Regions from separate parts of the Homo sapiens genome. Here region 2 is linked to region 1. A link is an interaction called in ENCODE POLR2A ChIA-PET data of the cell type or tissue named here. Cell type or tissue: HCT116. All regions are shown on one strand.

Region 1 (5,000 bases):
TATGTTAGATGTCATCTGACATATCTTTCAAATCACTAATTCCCTTTTAACTATTTCTGTTTATTATCTTCTCCTTCTAGTTTTTAGTTTGGTTAATATATATTTTTATTTATAAAAGTTCTGTTTCATCTTTTAAAAACCTGCTTGTTCAGTTTTCATAGTTTCCTGTTCTTTGCAGATACTTTTTATGTGGTCTTTTATTTTTTTACATAGGGGAAGCATAGTTGTTTTACAATCTGTATTTGACAGTTCCAGTATTTGCGGGTGTGTTTCTGATTCTGATTCATGGAACCTGTTTTTCCTTGTGTGCTTAATTGTGTACTACTCTTTGTTCTTAGGAAATATTAAGGAGGGAGAATCTTGAGGCCTAGGAAGATGATGATTCTCTCAGAGAGTTTATGCTTATGCTCCTGTCCGGCATGGACGATACCCCAGCCCAGGATCACCCCAGACCAAGCACATGACTTACCATGACTCCCAGGCCCACCTGGGCTAACTCCCCATGACCGTAACCACCTTGGTCATGATCACAGTTGTGGGTCTCTTACCACAACTTCTCATGGTGTTATTTTCCTTTCCCTTTTTCTCTTCTTCTGCTTAGTGTCAAGGCAACCATCCCTGAAGTTTCCCAGAATTGGGGGTAGAGGTAGGGTTTATGTATGGCACACACTCATCCTATGGATGTTATATCTTGGGGTCCCAGCTTAATATGCGCAGTGTCTTCTATAATATCCTCCACATTAGGTAGGCACTGGGCCTAGATTCTTCCCCCTTTCCTCCAGGGGCTGCCAAAACAGAAACCCAGATTAACTCATGGTGGAGATGCCTTTGGGCCAGAAGGAGCTGTGGTGTTCTACTTAGGTCTCTGGGTTCCTAGTTTCCCTTAGATTTTTATCCTGAGAGCTTCTTACTATCTTGTCACCTCTGATGCTTTTAAGGATATTTTTTAAGTTGAGAAGTTTAGTTGTTTTAAATAGAGAGCAAGGGGTTTGTCTGACTAGCCTAGCCTGCTGTGTCTGGGAAAGGAAGTATTAATAAGACCTTAAATCATTTAATAACTATCATCTAGTACTGAAAAAAAAACGCGTGCTATGCAAACATAAGGTTTCAAATGTGGTCAGTCAGGATTTTGAAAACTAGAATTTTCATACACCTTTATTTTACGTGATGCATTATTTTAATATTGATGTGAAGTTAAACAAGGTCAGTTTGACCTTGTGTCCAGTGCAATTCCCAAATTTGACTGCTGCAGTTTACTGAAATTGCATACATACAACAGCTTTAGGTGCCTGGATTCACAGTGAGCTAGTGAAATAGCTGGTGATTTCATAGTGAGCCAGTGAAATAGCCATCCTTCCCAAGCACCCACAGTGTACAGTTATGGTATAGAGGGGCCTTGATGGGCATGGCCTTTGAAAGACATGAAAGCTATAGATTAGCCTATATTGTTGTCTGGTATGTAGTAGGTAATAACTGACAAACAGACAATTGCCTAACATGTGCCAGAAAACAACATAGGCAAGGCTTGCAGTTACAAAATAATGCATAGACAAATGTACATTTAATCAAATTTGGCTGGCTTGAGGGAATGGTTGATATACACAGCACAGACTGATCAATTTGGTAGTGTTAAGCAGAAAATCGCTCTTATAGGACAAGAATCTTGTAAAATTTTGAACCTTAGAAATATGCACTAATGACAGTGTGGTGTAGGAATAGATAGTGATGGGGAGGGCGTCGAGACAGGTACAAATAAGTAGTGTGTGTTGATTGACGGGCATGTCCTTTTGGCAAAGAGAGACTCCACCAAGAAAGTGATTGGGAAATGAGCTAAGAAAAGTGTGAGAGAAGAAGACACTTCAGTTCTGACATTCAAGAAACAGCCCCACTCTGATTTGGATAGGGGCAAAGCCTAACTATAGATCATTTTTCAGCCAACTACAGAATCTTTTTAGCTTTCCTTGCTTCTTTTTCATTTGCTTTCTCTTTCGAATTTGAGGAGTAGATTGCAGTTTAACCACATGCTATGAGCTCAGGCCTCTTGGGTGGCCTCCCTGGGTCTTAGACCAAACCAGTCATTAGGCTTTTAGAGAATAATTTTAAAATGCCATCCCTTAATATTGTCAGGGTTGTTTGAACTATGAGAAGAAGATAATGAGCATGAAGCAGGACCTTTAGAGGACTAGGTTGTCTGGAGTTTGTAGTTAGTTGAAAGGCTACAGGGTCCATTTATTCCTGTAATTTTATTTGCCTTCCTGCTCTGATGTATCATTATTTGTCATCCATGGATATGGAATTCATTCTATCATTCAATAAAATGAATGCTGACTCTGTGCTGGCTGCTTTTCGAGGCCTTGTGAATATTCTCTGTTTGGCGATTATTGTAATGGCCTTTTGCCATCATGACCTGGCCTTTTGCCATCATGACAGCATCTGACATGTACTGACATGTACTGAATACTTAGAATGTACCAAGATCGCTTCCTTAGTCATCTTATTTAATCCTTCCAACACTCTCATTGGGTAGATGATTTTACCCTAATTTTCAAAAGGTTAAGCAGTTTACCCACGATAGGTAGTGAGAGTCAGGATCTGTGTGTGACTGGCCCTAATGCCTATGCTTCCTAAGTAATTTCCTAAGTAATCAAAGCTGCTTTTAAGATTAACTTTCTCCAAAGATGCAGGTATTGCTCATTCCTTTTTTATAGCTGAGTCACAGACATAATGAATACTGCCAGTGAGCTGCAGTGAAACTGTATCTTTAAAAGAAAAATGTTTTTTAGGTTTCTCAATTCCCATGTTTTTGCTGTTTGCGTGATACCCCTCTGTGGAAATTAACAAACCTTTTGCTGTTGGTTTTTCAGTAATATCTATCTACATAGAAAAACTTCACAGTGGAATCTGTTTGTGTAATATGTGTGAGAGAGAGAAAGACAGACATAATGCTGTCATGATTAGTAAGCCATGACCAAACTGTATGTGCACATACACACAGCTTCTGTGGGTCTCACTGAGACTAAATTTGGCCACACATTCCCTAATTTATTTTTACACAATTTCCCTGTTTCACTGTAGACCTTTTCCCTAACATCAGTTTATCCCAACGACTCTGTCAAAACAGATAATAGTGGGGCACCAATTACTTGGAGTTTGATAACACTATTTGAATTAAAATCTATTCACATACTTCAAGGCATCCTTTCACTGAAATTGAGAGGTACTCATTGGCAACTTGATATGGAGAATTTGGGGCAAATTCCTTTTTTAACTCTAGACATCAACAAACAAAAATGGCTGCAAGAAATTGTGGGGTTTTTTGTTTGTTTTTTGTTTTATGACACAAAGTAGTTAAGAGCAAGGCTTGGATTAGTTTCCTGTGAAATGGTTGGAGGAAGTAGAAAATATGTAAGTGAATATTATCTCTGGATTTATGGCTGCACTCATTGTCAATTTTTGAGCTCTCATTGAAAGAGATGGCAGAAAGAGTTAGCAGGATTTCATCTCCTGTCTTAAGGATTTAACAAAAAGAAATGCCAACTCCATATTTGCTGAGCTATAACAGGTGGTTGATTCTTCCAGTTGAAGTGGTACTGAGCATGCAAATGGTTTGTGTTCCTTGACCCATGTCAGGAAACACACAACTCACTGATTCTCTGGGGCCCAGCCATTGATAGAAGTGGAGATTCATGCTTACAGGCTGCTGAATGAACAGCACCTGCCTGGGCCCAGATAGAATGAGTTTAAGACCAGATTCTTGGTCACCCTCCTTCCTTCACTCATTCATCTAACAGTATTCATCAAGCACATATCATATGCTGGGCAATAGGTGCAGGAGACAGTGATGGACAAGGCATGGTGTCATTCCCCAAGGAGCTCATGTTCTACGTTCTTCTGCTATCCCTGTCTCTTCCCTGAAAAGTATGGTCTAATGATTAAATGCTCAGGCTACGAAGTCAGACAGATCTGAACTAAAGCCTTCTGCTTACCAGATGTGTGATGTTGGCCAAGCCAATTCTGCCTCAGTAAGACTCCCTTTCTTCATGTACAACATAGGTGGAAGGCAGGTCATATAGGGAAAGGTCTTTTCACCATGCCTGTGGTGTGGCAGATGCTCCATAGATGTTACCTAGCACCACTGAAGTTTTCTAATTGTTATGATTACATTCTGACCCTAGGGTTTGAGGAAAAAAGAAAAGTGTTTGAAATAAATGGGAAGAATGTGGATCATGGATATGCCAGAAGGAAGAACCAGAAGCTCATAAAGACAGAGTAGAAGTCCATCAGAAAAATAGGTGGGCTGGTCCTTCACAAATCTTGGGCCACGTCTCCCTGTGTGACATCTTTCCCCTTCCGGGCATCATTTCAACCTGATTTCTTTAAGTTCAAATGTTGCACAACTAGGGAGGGAAATGTTGCACAACTAGGGCATTTAGATTCTGCAATATACGTTATCTTGAGTGCCATCCTTGCTAATGGCAGGTTAAGATACTTTAGTTTTTTGAGACAGGGTCTTACTCTGTCACCCCAGCTGGAGTACAGTGGCATAATCACGGCTCACTGCAGCCTTGACCTCCCAGGCTCAAGTGATCCTCCCATCTCAGCCTCCCAGTTAGCTGGGACTACAGGCTTGCACCACCACACCTGGCTAATTTTTGTATTTTTTTTTTAGAGATGGAGTTTTGTGATATTGCCGGGGCTGGTAAGATACCTTTAAAAAAAAAAAAAAGGAAAAAGGAAGCTTACCATGTGTAGTGCTGTCTTTTAGATAGTCGAAGATGACACTTTGATTTACAATTAAAGAAAATCAGTACTAAAACAACGTTTCTTTCCTTTGCCCATTATAAAACACCCTTTGAAAGCATTTGTATAAAATATGCCTCATTTTTTTTTTGGTGGAAGCCATGTTATTTTCAGTGGAAATGAAGATAATTGCAAATTAGATTTTGCCCAAGTATATATAAGAGGTGTGCATTTTATTGTTTTTCCTCCTTATGTACCTT
Region 2 (5,000 bases), 100 kb before region 1:
CTCGCAGAGAGGCATCTGCAGAGGATCCTTGAGGAGCTTGTGGTTTGAAAGAGGGACAGTTGGCCAGGCTGGCCGGGCGCAGTGGCTCACGCCTGTAATCCCAACACTTTGGGAGGCTGAGGTGGGCGGATCATGAAGTCAGGAGATCGAGACCATCCTGGCTAACATGGTGTAACCCCGTCTCAACTAAAAATACAAAAAATTTGTCAGGCGTGGTGGCTGGCACCTGTAGTCCCACCTACTCTGGAGGCTGAGGCAGGAGAATGATGTGAACCTGGAGGCGGAGCTTGCAGTGAGCTGAGACTGTGCCACTGCACTCCAGCCTGGGCAACAGAGGGAGACTCCGTCTCAAAAAAAAACGGACAGTTACAGGTCATCAGCCGCAAGCTGACTTTGCAACTGAGCAACTTTTTTTTGCCTGTGCTCAGAAAGTTTCTGATTTCCTGGTCAAGTCGGATCATTTGCAGCTGATTGGGGCTTCTAGGTGTAAACACTGAATAGAGTGAATAAAGTAATTGCTGGGTAATTCCTGACCCGTCTTCATTAGCTCCAGATCTGAAGCTGGCCTTTAGAATATCATAAAGCTCTTCAATGCCCAATGTTTCTTTTGACTTTAGTATTGAGAAATAAATGCTTAATCTGTTATGTAAGTAGGAATAACGTTGAAATCATGGCTTAGCTGAAAGACCAGTTGTTTCTCCCAAATGTGGGTTTACTTATTGAGCTAAGAAATCATTCCTATGTAAATATGAACATCTATTATCCTCTTGTGTCTTGATGAATTTGAAATAGTACCAGCATGAATACATTTGATTTAGGAGTAGTTTTGGTTTAGAAGTTATTTCCCTTTAGAAAACAGCAATTTAAGCTTAGGTTGAATTTTTGAATAACTTCAGAGGAAATCTTTAAAAACATTTTTCAAAGACTTTCAACAGTTCTGTTATGGAACCCTTATAAATCCAGTAAATATGAACAATTTTGATTTGTAGAATTTGTAGTTAGAGCACAAGTGCTGAAATAAATTATGGCATTTAAACTTGAATCATAGTCTTTTAGGGAAAAAATTAAATGAGGTTTTAAATTTGGACTTGGATGAATCTTGAATGATGATGGTTAGTGGACCTTAGAAACTAAAATAGGTTTTCTTGAGTTTATCTTGATTTAATTGAAATGAATTTAAATGCATGCTAATTTCCCATTTACTAGCTGGATTAAAATCAGTTATGGTGGACTAGATCAATGGACTTGGAAGTTCGTGGAACAAAGCCACTAAAAGACAAGTGAGTGAGTCTGTGCAGTTGTTGAAGCCATTAGCTCTTGTGGGTTGTGTAGCCATAGAAGCTAAAGTAACCTCTCACCATGTGCCTCTCACCTAGTTCAGGAATGTTGGCTTCCCAGAAAATGCACAGTACAAGTTGTGCCTTCAGCTTTCTCACACAATGAGGCATATTATGAGTGGTCTTGCTTCTGTTCTGCTGTAGTGCATAATTCATGCAAAAAATTTGATTTCAACTGCGTCAGCTTCAAAGGGCTGCAATCAGGCATCTATCTGGAAGGATTTGCTAAGAGAAAAGTTTCTGTTTTCCATTTATACAACTGGGGGACTCACATTATCTTTGATTAGTGCAGTGGCACGGAGCTGAAGGCAGTTTTTCAGTTTGCAGGCTTATTTTTAAGCCTTTTGTTTTCCTTGAATTTCTAGAAGCTCTGCAGGATGAAGGCTGTGTACATTTGATAGAATTATTGGGTTTATCTTTGTAAGAGCTCATCTCTAAATCGAAATAAAAACTAAGTGTCTAATGATTGGAATAGCTGCTAATAAAATAGCCATCTCTTAAGTACTGGTGGTTTAATCTCTTGTAAATTCCATCATAGCCCAAAAGATAATGAGTTCATGTCTCTTGCATGTGATAGTCTGGACAGTATAAAAAGTCTGAAGGCAGGAGTAAAGAGAAACAGTAATAGGTTTAAAAATGCCCAGTTGATAATGGCAGTAGTGTTTTAATAGCTGTAGTGGTGGTGGTGTCAGTATCAAAGATTATGGTTAACATTTATTGTAGCTGTGCTACTGCCACTCACTATTCTTAGAGCCTTACATAGACTATCTCATTTAATCCTCACATAAAGTCTGTGAAGTAGGTACTATTTTTACTTCTTTTTTTATAGATGTGGAGATTAGGCTCATGGAGGTATAATAACTCGTCCACGATTACATAGCTATTTTTTTTTTTTCTGAAGACGCTTATAGCACTTTGCTTGGAGTGTAGAGTGGAAGCTCTGTGTGCTTATTGGTTGACTCATCTTGGACTGGATACTGGTTACTGGTTACTCAAAATTCCGAGTTTCAGCTTTCTTCTGTGCAAAATGGGAGGTTGAGGGAGGGCCAATCTCTTTCTAGAGGGAGTCTTTGAATTTTTTGTTTTTAACCGAGAAAACAGACTTGGTTCAGAGTTGGCATCAAATATGTGTCTTTTTCCTGACTTAAAGGAAGACTTGAATGTCCTGCCCTTGCATGGTAGGGAAGCAGGGATCAAGAGATGAAATACTTAACTAGCTGTTCTAATATTATGAGCACGAGGAGCTCCCTGGAGCCAGACTTCACCAAAAATTTAGTCCAGTCAACTTTGAATCCCTGGGGATTGAAGTAACGCTTCATATTCTCTCACAGTGGAATAGAATGCACCTTCTTTGTAAAAATAAATGAATAACTAGGCGTATTGGAACTTAATGAGAAAATATTTATGAACATCTCGAACAGTGGCTCTTAAATTTCACTGGGCATCAGAGTCACCTGGAGAGCTCATGAGACCAGAAGGCTGGGTCCCACCTCCAGAATTTCTGAATCAGTAGATTTGGATTTGAATTGCATTTTTAACAAGTTCCCTGGTTATGCTGATGTTGCTAGTCCAGGGACCACACTTTGAGAACTACTGGTATAGAATATCTCTGTGTATTCAAAATATTGTACCAGTATGTTCAAAGCTAAAAGGTAGACTGTGCTTATTAAAAGCACAATCAAGAGGAAGTTCTACATGTCACTGAATACAACAAAAATGCTGTTGTTTTTAGTACCTATTTTTTTCTTTTTCTTTTTCTTTTTTCTGTTTTTTTTTTTTTTTTTTTTTTTTTTTTTTTGAGACGGAGCTTCACTCCTGTTGCCCAGGCTAAAGGACAATGGCGTGATCTCAGCTTACCACAGCCTCCACCTCCCGGGTTCAAGTAATTCTCCTGCCTCAGCCTCCCGAGTAGCTGGGATTATAGGCATTCACCTCCATGCCCGGCTAATTTTGTATTTTTAGTAGAGACGGGGTTTCTCCATGTTGGTCAGGCTGGTCTCGAACTCCCGACCTCAGGTGATCCACTTGCCTTGGCCTCCCAAAGTGTTGGGATTACAGGCGTTGAGCCACTGTGCTTCGCTTTGTTTTTTTTTTCCAAATCTTGAGGAGGGAAGAAAGTAACTGTCTACTGTAACCACACTGGTAAGGTGACATGTACCTTCATAGACACATAATCATTAAGTGTCCTGAACTGAGTGCTCTTCCTGTTTAACAGCTGGAAATGCTGAACTGCTTGTTGATGGTGTTTTGTAGGGAGAATTTATGCTCACTTGTGTTTTAACGTAAGTATGTATGGGTTTTTTTCCCTTCAGATTAGAACAGGGGCTTTAGTGTCTTTTTCATTCCAAATTTTTCTCATTAGAGGCATTTAGCATTTAAGTCCTGATATGTTGGTATTTTCAGCCTTGTGAATACTCATTGGAAGCTGCCCTGGGTCCAGCTTTAAGGGGATGTGAAGAGGGCTGTTTCCACAGGTAAATCCCTGGGGACTGAAATAACGCTTCATATTCTCTCATAGTGGAACAGAATGTACCTTCTTTATGAAAATAAACAAATGAATAACTAGGCATATTGGAAGTTAATGAGAAAAGAAGGCATAGAAAATGTAGGCAGGCTCTCATTAGGTGGTTTTCTATTTCAGCTGTTTGCCTCATAATACAGTTCAGGCTTATGAAATTGGAGAAAATGAAAATGTCCTTTGGTGCCATTTAAAAATCTTGACCCTTAAGTAAGATACAAAAACACAAAAGGTGACACACTGCCTTGCTTTTTTTTTTTTTTAAGAAGAGTTAATAGATTATTGTTTTAATCAGTTGTAGGTTTACAGGAACATGAATGGCAAGTACAGAGTTTCCACATTACTCCCCTACACTCACATTTTCTTTTTTATTAACATCTTTTATTAGTGTACTTTTGTTGCAGTTGATGAGCCAAATGGATACATTATTATTAACTAAAGTTCATAGTTTACATAAGTATTCACTCTTTGTGTTGTACGTTCCATGAGTTTTGCAAATGTATAGTGAGGTATATCCATCATTACACTATCAGAATAGTTCTACTGCCCTAAAAACCTTCTGTTCTCCATCTATTTATCCCTTTATGCCTCCCCCCACACTGAACTTTTGGAACTACTGATCTTTTTACCATATCTATGGTTTTGTCTTTTCCAGAATTTCATTTAGTTGGAATCATACAGTGTGTAACCTTTTCAGATTTCCTTCTTTCACTTTAGCAATATGCATTTAAGGTTCTCCCATGTTTTTTCATCCATTGATAATTCATTTTGTATGGCTGAGTAATATTCCACCTTATAGATAAACAAGTCACAGTTTATTCACCTATTAAAGGACGTCTTGGTTGTGTCCAAGTTTTGGCAATTATGAATGAAGCTGCTATAAATGTTTGTGTGTAGGTTTTTGTGAACATAAGTTTTCAAACCATTTGGGTTAATACCTAGCATGATTTGGCAATCATGCAGCTTGATTGCCAGATCATATAATAAGAGTATGTTTAGTCTCATCAGAAACTGCAAAACTGTTTTCCAAACTGGTTGTACCATTTTGTATTTCCACCAACAGTGCATGAGTTTCCATTGCTTGTCATTGTCACCAGCATTTTTTGTTTTAGTATTTTAGATCTTAGCTTATTAGGTGTGCTGTG

What was found. Peaks named below come from ENCODE experiments on the same cell type or tissue, not always from the same donor. Only the 100,000 strongest peaks of a DNase experiment are listed, where the experiment ranks them.
Region 2: POLR2A ChIA-PET joins it to region 1 with 5 read pairs; 4 of 35 experiments call an interaction of 5 or more read pairs at or near these places.

Annotation. Positions count from the first base shown.
Region 1 is chr2:168,581,502-168,586,501 of GRCh38, forward strand. The region is part of intron 3 of CERS6 (ceramide synthase 6); the gene reads left to right. It overlaps MIR4774 (microRNA 4774), which reads left to right and starts at 1,442; the gene lies at 1,442-1,517. In HCT116, no CTCF peak of the experiment used is centred here; a DNase peak (open chromatin) is centred at 2,630; H3K27ac peaks cover 715 bases.
Region 2 is chr2:168,481,064-168,486,063 of GRCh38, forward strand. The region is part of intron 1 of CERS6 (ceramide synthase 6); the gene reads left to right. LOC102724081 (a long non-coding RNA gene) reads right to left here and starts at 1,058. Exons shown (of 4, transcript XR_002959433.2): 1 at 1-1,058. In HCT116, no CTCF peak of the experiment used is centred here; no DNase peak of the experiment used is centred here.